Linked DNA regions of Mus musculus: region 1 is linked to region 2. The links are chromatin loops, found by intact Hi-C in ENCODE. Cell type or tissue: heart. All regions are shown on one strand. Each heading gives the region's core, and the rest is flanking DNA. Links, peaks and the distances in the headings are about the cores only.

Region 1 (5,386 bases), core at 151-5,150, 260 kb after region 2:
CAACCCATTAGGTGGAGGCTGTATCCAACCTAGGTTGGCAAATCACAGACAGTGGTAATTTTGGTAGGGAAGAAAGTAGAGAAAATAACCTGTGTTGATTTTCTATGGACTCCTGTATATGGTGCTAGCATTTGCACTTGTAAAAACATGTGTCATATAATTTAACCCTTACAGTTCTATAGTTGAATCTTATACCCATATATATTAATAAAGACACTAAGCTTTTGAGAAATCAAGCATCTTACTAATGGTGTCTTGTTTTCCCTCCCTCCCTCCCTCCCTCCCTCCCTCCCTCCCTCCCTCCCTCCCTCCCTCCCTCTCTCCCTCCCTCCCTTCTGTTTTTGCAGTGATAAAATACTCTCATCAAAGAAGCTTAGAGAGTGAGGGCTTATTTTAGCTCGTAAGTCAAGGTTATAGCCCATCACAGCTCTGTTCACAATTAAGGCCCATATCAATTAGAGTAACCAGGATGATCCTGCATAGGCATGGCCAGAGATGAACCTAGATTCTGTCAAGTTGACAATACTAACTGTAACAGCTAGTGTCTTCACAACTTATACTGAAAACAGAGTTTTACACTTGGGCGAAAGAGTATAGAGGTCACATTATCAATCAGAGGAGGTACAAATAGCCTCTACGTGATAGTTTATGTCTTGAAATGTTGGGCTCTACTTTCAGGACTCTTGTAACTACAATGGTTCCCAGTCTTCCATATCTATCTCCAACTACAAATGGACTCACTGAACATTTTGTAGCTCTGTGTGTTCTGTTTTTTTCTTTTTGTTTTTTGTTTTTTGTTTTTTGAATCTTGAACTTCCAAATACTAGGGAACGGATACCAGAGACTTTACAGATTTGCATGCTCAAAACACACAGGCTGATTATCTTCTGTTTTCAATTTTATCCCCACTCTTTGGTCTGTGTTAGTTAACAGTTGTAGTTCTGCCAGATTGATAAGGGTTACTCCACCCCTCTATATGCGTTTTTTGTCAATTTTATGAGACATCTTTATTTTAAAATATTTATAGTAATGGGTATTTCAAAGTGATGTCTGTGTACCAAACTCTTCTCATGGAATGTTTTCAAGGGCAAATTACAGAAAAATAAGAATCGACACTTTTCTATGAACACAGCCCAAACATACACATCAAAACAAGGATGTCAATTGTATGTCCGGATAGCTGTTAATAAACCCCTATACTATAATAAATGTCTTAACTAAGTGAACCCTTTTTCAAGTACATGTTAAAATGTGTCTCAATAGTAAACAAAAGAACGGAAAGGCCCAAACTTGCGGGGGAAATACACACACACACACACACACACACACACACACACACATACACACACACACACACACACGCGCGCATATATATATACGGACACATATATATGTACACACAGATATATATTATATACATATATACATACATATATGTATATATATGATATATAACATACATACACACACACACACACACACACACACACACACACATATATACACACACCAGTGAAACTTGTTCCACATAGTGGCTGCAGGAGTAAAATATGTATGTTAGTAGAACAACAACAAAGAAAACAAAACTAAAAAGGGGACTTTAGTGGAAATGAGATGGCTAAATCCCAAGAGGAACCAAAAAACAGTAACAGTAGCTCTTCTAACGTCCAAATTCAAGACAATGACAGAGGCCTTCCCTAACACAGTCTTCTTTACTTGGCAAAGTAGGCCCACTCCATGAAGCCACAAATCTAGCATCGCTGAAGACCACGCCCTTCCTCTCGGCGCATTGCGCACGCCCGGCAGCAGTCACCGGGTCCAGGTCTGAGCGGAAGTGACGCACGCGAAGCTGAGGGGCTTGTGCGTCTGCGCCGGAAGTGCCTGCCAGACAGTAAATAAGCCCAGAAAAAGGACGAAAGAAGCTGTCTCCATCTTGTCGGCACGCGCCGAGCTGGTGACGCGGCGGCGATGGGGAGCGTTCTGGGGCTGTGCTCCGTGGCGAGCTGGGTAAGGCGACCTGGGGCTCGCGGCCCGTGCGAGCTGGGTTTATCCGCCCTCCTCCGGTCTTTGCGGCTCCGCTTCGGGGCTGGAGCCTAGTGAGGGTGAGGCCGGGCGGAGCGGGGCGTCTCCCGAGCAATGGCTTTCTCTCTCGTGGGAGCCTCGGCCGTCGCCGTTCCAGCTCCTTCCTCCCACGGGCACTGAGTTTCTCCTTGTCACCCCGATTCCGGCGACCTCGCACTGCGGCACTGTCATTCCCGGAGGCCTCTTTTGTTCTGACACGCAGCCGCCAGGGAGTCGGGCCCGTTATTTGGGACATCTCGACAAGTGTCGACGTAGTCTTACCGGGTTTTTTTTGTTCTTGTTTTTAATACAGAAGTCAAATTCCCTTACTACGTACCTTTTTCGGTTTTGTTTGCTTTGATTCTTATATTTCCAAATTTATGTTTCTAGAAAAGGTGTTCAGGTCTGTGGGTACTGATTTTTTTTTTTTTTGACGTAAAACATGAACGTGCAATCTGAAAGTTGATGCTATAGGAAGGGTATGTTGCATTTTCGTGAGGCAGTACAATCCTCTAGAACAGTGGCAAGATTTCGTAAACCAGATGGCACAGATGACCCCGTTCTCTAATAGACAAAACATTGGCAGAGCAGTTTATAATAAAAAGCTTCATTGCTTTGGGTGAGGTATTTGGATTCAAATCTTATTCTTTGGCCAATGATTTCTAAGTTTAACTCGGAACAATCTTTTTTAACTAAATCATCCCTTTGTGTATATGTAACCAATGTACTGGCTAGTTTACATGCCTCATCATTTGAAAACTGCTTTGGTATGATATGACGAGAATTATGCTTAGTTTTTACTCAATACTGTTTGTAAGTCCAATGAGCTATTCCCTTATATTTTGCTATTTGCAGTTGGATAAGGAAATTTGACCTCGGAGAGCCTAATTGAGTCTGTTGACCCCTTTATACAGAAGGCAAAATTAAGTGTAGTAAAACTTAATAAATAGGAGCTGGGGAGATGACTCAGCTTGCTGCTTTTGCTAGATTATGGAGTTTAGTTACCAGCACCCACACATTCGGCAGTTCACTGCTTGTAACTCCAGTTCCAGGGAATCTCACACCCCCTGTCTACTCTCCACTGACAGTTGGCTCCCATGGGCACATACTCCCACACATAAGACACATATGCATACACATAACAATTGTAAGTAGTTATTATAAAATGTTTCCTTGGTTTGTTTGTTAGGATGTTGAGTTATTTAATTTGTAATACTAGAATTAGCTTGGTTGTGGTGTGGGCACACAGCAATTCCATTGAGACCATAGAGTTAGAGGGATATGAATTCTCCATTTTATTATTTTCCAGTTTAGTTTTGAGCACTGTTGTTGTTGTTGTTCTCTTTTGTCTTTTTAAGTTTTAAGGAATTTTTGTATATGTGTGTTTTAAGTCAAAATAGCTTTGGAGAACACCATTGGATACATTGCATGACTACATCTACAACTTAGATTGACACTTTTGTTCACGAAAGGAATGTCTTTGATGAAACTGGTGCTGTCTTGCCAGCATCATTTTATTATACCTAGGTACACTGAAGAGGTTGCAACAATAGCAGGGTTAGGTATGACTGGAACTAGGGGGCAAGTTGTTCATCATGATGCACCTTTCTTCTGACTCATCTGGAGGTTCATGGTGTGAAGTTTGAATCATACCTTTTGTTCAGTGTGCTCCTTTTAACTATTAGATTTCAGTGTATATCTGTAAGTAGAATTTGTATTAGGAGGTACACCTCCATCTTTTCCAACTCCCAAGTTTAATATGCTTACTTGCTTGGGAACTTTGATGAGGTGAAATTTTATTCAACTGTTCCTCTGGTTGAAATAATTAAGTATGTCAAGTAATCCATAATTTAAAGGCTTTCATTTTTTAACAGATTTTTGAAGACTCAGTCGAGTTTAGTAACACTTTGCTTCTGGTTCATAAAGTAACTATAAAACATTACTCCTGAACTACAAAAATGTATGAAAGAAAATTTACATGTGAGCATCTCTGGACCTTTTATCTAACTGTAATACTGCCAGCCACTAACATATCTTTCCTCAATATAAGGTCAGCATTGGTATTCTGAATAGATACTTTTTAATAACTAGATCTTGTGAACAATCACAATCATTTCTTTACCCCAGATAGTTAATGTAGCTAAGTAATTAAGAGGAAAGATGTAGGAATTACCAAGCACCCGTTTCACTGCCAAGCTCTGCTCCATTTTTGTTTTGTAACACAATTTTGTTATTTTAAGAAATCATCCCTGATTGCTTTCAGACACAGGCAGTTTAGTAGGACTTGTCAGCTTTGACTTTATAATGAACTGATCTAGTTTTGCCATTTGCAGCAGAAAGCTCATCTGAGGCTATTGGTGCACCCAGAGAAAACTTGCAGGTTCCTGTCTGGTTAGGATATTTGGGGAGTCTAGTGTGGTGACGTGTTGCCTGCATATAAAGTCTACTTTTATGTAGTCAGTATATTGTAGACTCCTCTTGCTGGTCATCTGAGCCTTGTTTTATTCTCTTCAGTTCTGAGTTTTTCATCTTTTATTCCTGTCTCCTGTGTTGGCTAAGCTCCTCAGTGTAAATGTGAAAACCCATGTCTTTGTTTTATGGTATTGAGTTGACATATCTTGTTTTTGTCTCCAAATATTAGTAGGTTCTTCTAAATCGTCTTCCATGTCTCCTTCCCATGCTCTAGGCTCCCTCCACTGTCTTGACTGTGTAAAATGTAGTTAACAGTATCAAAGGACATTTGTACATGTTACCTTGCAGATTGGTTTTGCCTACTTGGTCCTCCCTCATGGGTTGTATATTCCTGTTCTTCTCCATGTCTTCTGAGTCTCTGTTAGATGTCAGATACAGGTTTTACCTTGATGAAGGCTGGATATACTTCATTCAATGTTTAAAAACTATTCTTGGGCTATGCTCTTGGATATAGGTAAATTACTTAGAGATGTTTATGTCTTTGATGCTTGCTTACAAGTGAAATGAGTTCAACCTGTTTTAGACAGCTGGGATTCTGCCCTGGGAATGCTAGCTGCTTTCACTTCTGTGAATTCTCAGCTCTGTCTCCTCAGGCAAATTGCTGTGCTGACCTATTCTAGTTAGAAAGATGGGCAACTCCTAGGGTCGACACCATCTGCTTTCCAGAATCACTACCTTGCATTTCTTCTTTCCAGTTTTATTAGTTCATACTGTATCTGAAATAATTGCTTGATTATTTTTTTCCATCGTTAAAGCAAAAGGTAAGTCCGGTCACTGTTACTTCTTCTTGGCCTGCATTTAGGTAATTATCCCAAGTACATTTTCCATCTGTAATTCTGTTATCAGCAGTGTC
Region 2 (5,386 bases), core at 175-5,174:
TTATAAGCTTTTCATCATTATCACCCAGCAAAACAGACAGGAAAGTGGAACACGCAGAGATTAAACCCAGGTCATCTGTCATAAAGTAAAGGGCTGACACTGGTTCAGGGGCCACACTTCGGGAGACATGTTGCCTTTAATCACTGTACAATGCCTCTCATATACTTAGTCAAATAAGCTGCCTTGTACCAAAGTAGATAATGATATCTACACAAAAGGTACATTGAGGATTAAAGTAAATGAGATCATGAATGGATTAAATTTTTCATAATCCAAATCTTGCAATGGATTTTGAGCACATCCCTATGACATAATGCAGTACCTGGTTCACAGAGCTCCAAGAACAGGAATGAGTCTGATGGAGTGGGCCCTTAACAAAGATTCTTTAATTTTACAATTCATGGCATTGAGGCAAAGGCAAATTTCAGGATTCCCTCCAGATCATGTGACCAGGCAATAAAAGCTGAGCTAGAACCTGTTTCTCCAGATGCCAAGGTGCTATTTCTACCACATCACATTGCTGGATAGACAAATGAGGGGGTAATTAGATTCACTAAAGGATGGCTTGAAATGAGTCAGAACATCTGGAGGTTTTACATCCTAACGCCAATGATATTGTACATAAAATGTGGTTGTGTGTGTGTGTCTCTGTGTGTGTCTGTATATATGTGTCTGTGCCTGTGTGTGTGCGCGAGTTTGTAAGGTCACCAATCCAGCCTGTGACACAGTCCATAGCACACTCAAATCTAAATTTTTTGGCCAAAAATGCCCAAAGTCCTTTACCAAAATTTCTTTCTTATCCCCCAGATAAACTTTTCAAATATTTTTTCAAGATATGTGTGTTACACAGTCTACATAAGTGCTCAAATTTATTTAAAGAGATACTCAAAATTTTCAGAAAAAAAAATTCAGTCAAAGAATGCTTAATAATTTGTCCCAGCAAACCCAATGAACCATAATTATATGGACAATTGTATGTAGTCGTTTAAGTGGGCGTTGGTTGATCTGTTTATAAAGTCAGTTGCTGTGTGCTAAGTACACCAGCAGGTGACAGCCTACTAAATCTTTTAAAAATGAAGCCAAACACCCAGGGTGGTGGTCCTCTAGTCACATGGACTTGGCAAGGGGGAAAACTAAGACTGGGAACTTAAACACAGTTAGGAAACAAGCAGAGGCCAGGCTGGGTGGAAGTTGTGGAGGGAAGTGCAAAGGGGCCAGGGGGAGAGAGGCCTTCTAGTCAAGTGGAAAGCAGGTAAAATAATCCATGCAATGTGAAACCAGAGTCAACAGGTCTGGTTATTCTCTCTCCCTCCCGCTACCAAAACAGGAAGGTATCAGAAGGAGAGTCACATGATCACGGGCAAAGTTTTATGACTTCTTTCAGCAATTAATTCATTAAAACCAAAGGCGAATTTACCTGTGGTGCAGCCTGAGACATTTCCAGGTCAAAATCCGGAGCAGTCACAAATTTAAAATAGCACAATTCCAGCAATATAAAAACACGAGGCAGCCACATATGTACACATTCTGGGGGCTATTTCTGTTACAGGTGTTATTTGCCAGAGTTGACAAACCGGACATACAGCTGTGGCTTGCAAAAGCTTGACAGCTAAGTCAGGTGTACTTCACTCATAAGCAAGGAGAAGGGATTCCCTGGACCCCATTCAGGGAAGTCCTGTGCAGATCAGAGGCAGGCATGGAGAGGAGGCAGACAGCAGGAGAGTTTCAGTTCTGAGCACAGGTGAAAGTCTCAAGGATAGCTCTCTCTGCAAATCAAAACAAACCCCCCAACTAGAGCAATTATTTTTAAACGGAGCTAGGGAGATGGGGGAGGGGAGCGTCACCTTAAGTTTTAAAACCCAGAAGGCAACCTACAGTCTTACTAAACATTCAGTCTGGACGGGGATTTTCTAATTTGAGAGGGATGAAGAGTGTTAAACTGTGCCCAGGAATCCATTCCCACCGGTCTGGATCCAGTAATTTTGGAGTGGGGCTTAACTTACCGATTTTTTTTTTTCCCACCAAGTTTGGCAGCTGCTACTGCTGGGTGGAAGGAGACTGAGGGGGCAGGGCAGGGCAGGGCAGGCCAAGATTGCAGAAACAGAGTAATAGGCTCCCGGTAAACAGAACACACCACAAACGCAAGACCCCAAGTGCACCAAGGGCTGCGGAAGGGCTCAGGGGTTTTATGTTAAGAACGAAAGAGACCAGACGCCTCGGAGACCTGAAGAGGCAGAATTAGGCTCCGACGTCACTGAGCAGAACAGAATAGGACTGAAGCTACATCCAGGTGTAGGGACCCTGTAGGTCCTCCTCTGCTCTGGGCAGACTAGGTGACTCCGGGAATGCCCACAGCCAATTCTGAGCGGCATTTCCCACCAGACAACAGCTTCAGACTTTCCTCCCCTGGGAACTAAACCACCCAGACCCGGGATGTAAACAAACGCCCAGCAGGCGGCTCGGCTCCATACTGGCGCCCACGGGGCGCCCCCACCATGACTCAGACCCAGTGACCTTGCTGTCTGGCCTTTGGCCACAGTGACCAGTGTGGCGGCGTCCTGTGCCCCGCTGCCTACGCACCCGGCACCTTCATGACTTCGCCGACCCCCTCCACCGTCCTGTGCAGTCCCGATCGGTCCACTCACCCACAGCTGGGGCGCGATCCGCCGGCGCCAGGGGCACCCCGAGCCCCGGGCCGCAGAGCCAGGCAACCAGTAGGCAGCAAAGGAAGTTGCCCAGCAACGCCATGGTGGAGGCCACTGCCCCAGGACGCTAGACTGGAGCTTGGGCGCCGCTGAGACCCGCAGGCCCTAGGGGTGGAGAGGAAGCCAGAGCCTTTCCTTGTGTTGACGCCCAGCAAGCAGATCACGTGTAATATTAGATTCCCCTGAGCACGAGTTCTTCTGACCTTCTGGACTCCTTTATTTTAATATGCTTCCTTAATTTCTTAGGTCAATGGGAAACAATGTTCTTGCTCCAACCCCGTATTGTTTCCTTCCCTGAACCCCAGGAGCGCCTACCTGACAGGGCCATTTAGCAGAGGTACTTGAAAAGGCAGGAGAACCCTGAATCATAGTTAAGACAAACGAGTACAAGAATGGGTTTGGATTTCCTCAATGGTTTCGCTACCTGGGATTTATGACAGAAATGTAAACTCCCAAGCCTCAGGCCACCGCTGATAAATGAACAGATTAGCTGGGCTGGCCATGTGTGGCTTCATAGTACTCCAAGGTGATAGATAGGTGGAGTCGGCAAACTATGTCCCAGGTTCACCAGGCTGAACGTTTTCCTTTCCACAACTGAGTTAAGCACGTCCTCATGCAACCTACCTGGTAAATACAAATAGAGACTGTTGATTTTTCTATTCCAAAAGTTTTATAAGTATTGGCAAAGACACCAAAACCCACAGACTGTGTGTAATATGTATTCTTTGTTCTCTCTCTAGGAATTTATGAGAATGCGCTCTCTTTATAATATAGCCAACAACTTTAATTTATAAAACGTAGGGTGTCTTTGGAGAAGAGCAAACCTTTGAGAGATGCTGACCTCATAAAAGATGTGAGCTGTGGCGTCTTGAGGAAGCCGTGCTGTGTTAAAAGGTCCTGACAAAATACTATGCTTTAGCTGAGTTCAAGGTACTTATTATGGGAAGATGGGTGTTTTAGGTGGACACCCACATTGTCTTGGGATACCATGGCCTCTTTAATACTCAAATGCCTTAATTTGTGTATCTAGCATACCATTTTCATGATTAAAAGAGTATCTCTGTCACTAAGCTTAAATGGTTTTTCAATATCCTCCAACTATAGAATTAAGAATACTACATTGAAACTTTATAGTTTACCTACTTAGATTTACATTCTTTGTAATAGGAACATATCTGGTAAGTGTATTGATTTATTATTTTCTTTGTTCTATAACTGTAAGTTTCTGTAACCTATTCCATGTTGAAACAGTCATTTAGAGAAACCAGGATCTGTGTTCTTAGCCTAGGATCACACATATTTGGCTTAGGATACATTATTTTTGTATTTTCTTTAGGTACTTTTACCATTATATTTTACAAATATATTTATTTTCCATCAGAGGAAAAAAACTTTGTTTTATATCTGCATGATTTAGACATTATATCTTGTGAATAAATTTTTTTTAATGGACACTAAGTTTCCTTTCAGATCCTGGTAGACTCCTCCAAGTTTTGCTACATCATTGGGGTGATTCAGAGCAGTTCAAGAACCATGCATGCTTCCCTGCAACAGACATGGTCACTTCTGCAATTTCTCAGTCTACAGTCTAAAGAGTACAGGGAAAGTAAAGCCGGGAAATGGTGGTGAGCTTGAAATGCAGAAATGGATCAGCAAGATAGCAAGAGCTTGAACATTTTAAAAGAAAGTGAACTAATGATCAGAATACCAGTTTTGCTCATTATAACTGTGATCCAACCAGAGATGATCATTCAGACACAGTTGAGAGCCGATTGCAAGCCAGCTGGCTGGAACTATGTTCAAGTGTTCGGGATGTAAGCTTATTCAGAGCAAGTCTTTTAAAGAGAAAAACCATATCCTGGTATCTCACTTTGCATTGGCAGAGGTAGGTTTGCACAAGCAAGCTGTTTAGCAGAAGCGATAAGTTAGCTGCAGCATCTTGGCCTTTGGTCCTACAATAGAGTCGGGTAAATTCCCAGTGGATTCTCCATTAAAGAGATCAAATTCTAGTTAAGCCTGAAATGGCCTCAGTAAGAATACAAGATAGAGGAACATCTGCAGTGTCTTGCCTTGTCAAACATTATTTTTCAACTTCTAAGACATGTTATAGGAAGTAAATTGGTTGTGAAATAACTTCAGTTAAGACAAAATATGAAGCACACACATTGTGAAACCTTTAAAATGCTTGAGAACATAAACTGATAATGTTTTAAGTGAGCAATGGAAGCCACAGCCTCCTTTCTACTCACTAAGAAGAAGCTCAAGGCTTCAGTGTTCCACACGCTGATATACCTGCAGTGTAAGCCTACTCCTGTAGGTCTTCAGCCCCCATGCATTTGTCTTTATCTGAACCAGGGAAAATGTGAGATAAAAGCCCCAAAAATAAATAAATAAATAAGTAAATAAATTTTGATGACTGTCAGTGGTTCATCTCTGTTGTAATGAACCATGAAACTAGTTTTATTGTTGTGAAGAGACATCGAGGCAATGGCAACACATATAACAGAAAACATTTCACTGGTGTTTGCTTATAGTTTCAGAAATTTAGTCCATTCTCATCAAGTGTGCATGTAGAAATGCTACCAAAGAAGTAGCTGAGAATTCTACATCTGTATCTGCGGGCAACATGAACAGAGAGAGCAGCTGGATCTGGCTTGGGCTTCTGAAACCTCAAAGCCCAC

Evidence for each region. Hi-C counts contacts between places; a loop is a spot of excess contacts. Peaks named below come from ENCODE experiments on the same cell type or tissue, not always from the same donor. Only the 100,000 strongest peaks of a DNase experiment are listed, where the experiment ranks them.
Region 1: a loop joins it to region 2, with 3 times the contacts of the local background. A loop is called at or near these places in 2 of 42 quality-filtered maps.

What each region holds. Positions count from the first base shown.
Region 1 is chr10:57,528,978-57,534,363 of GRCm38, reverse strand. It overlaps Serinc1 (serine incorporator 1), which reads left to right and starts at 1,835. Exons shown (of 9, transcript NM_019760.3): 1 at 1,835-2,007. The coding sequence starts at 1,969. In heart, for the core only: a CTCF peak has its summit at 2,240; a DNase peak (open chromatin) is centred at 1,853; H3K4me3 peaks cover 2,064 bases; H3K27ac peaks cover 1,246 bases.
Region 2 is chr10:57,792,044-57,797,429 of GRCm38, reverse strand. It overlaps Smpdl3a (sphingomyelin phosphodiesterase, acid-like 3A), which reads right to left and starts at 2,886. Exons shown (of 8, transcript NM_020561.2): 1 at 2,646-2,886. The coding sequence starts at 2,748. In heart, for the core only: CTCF peaks have their summits at 1,028 (motif pointing right) and 2,525; a DNase peak (open chromatin) is centred at 2,669; H3K4me3 peaks cover 1,949 bases; H3K27ac peaks cover 1,288 bases.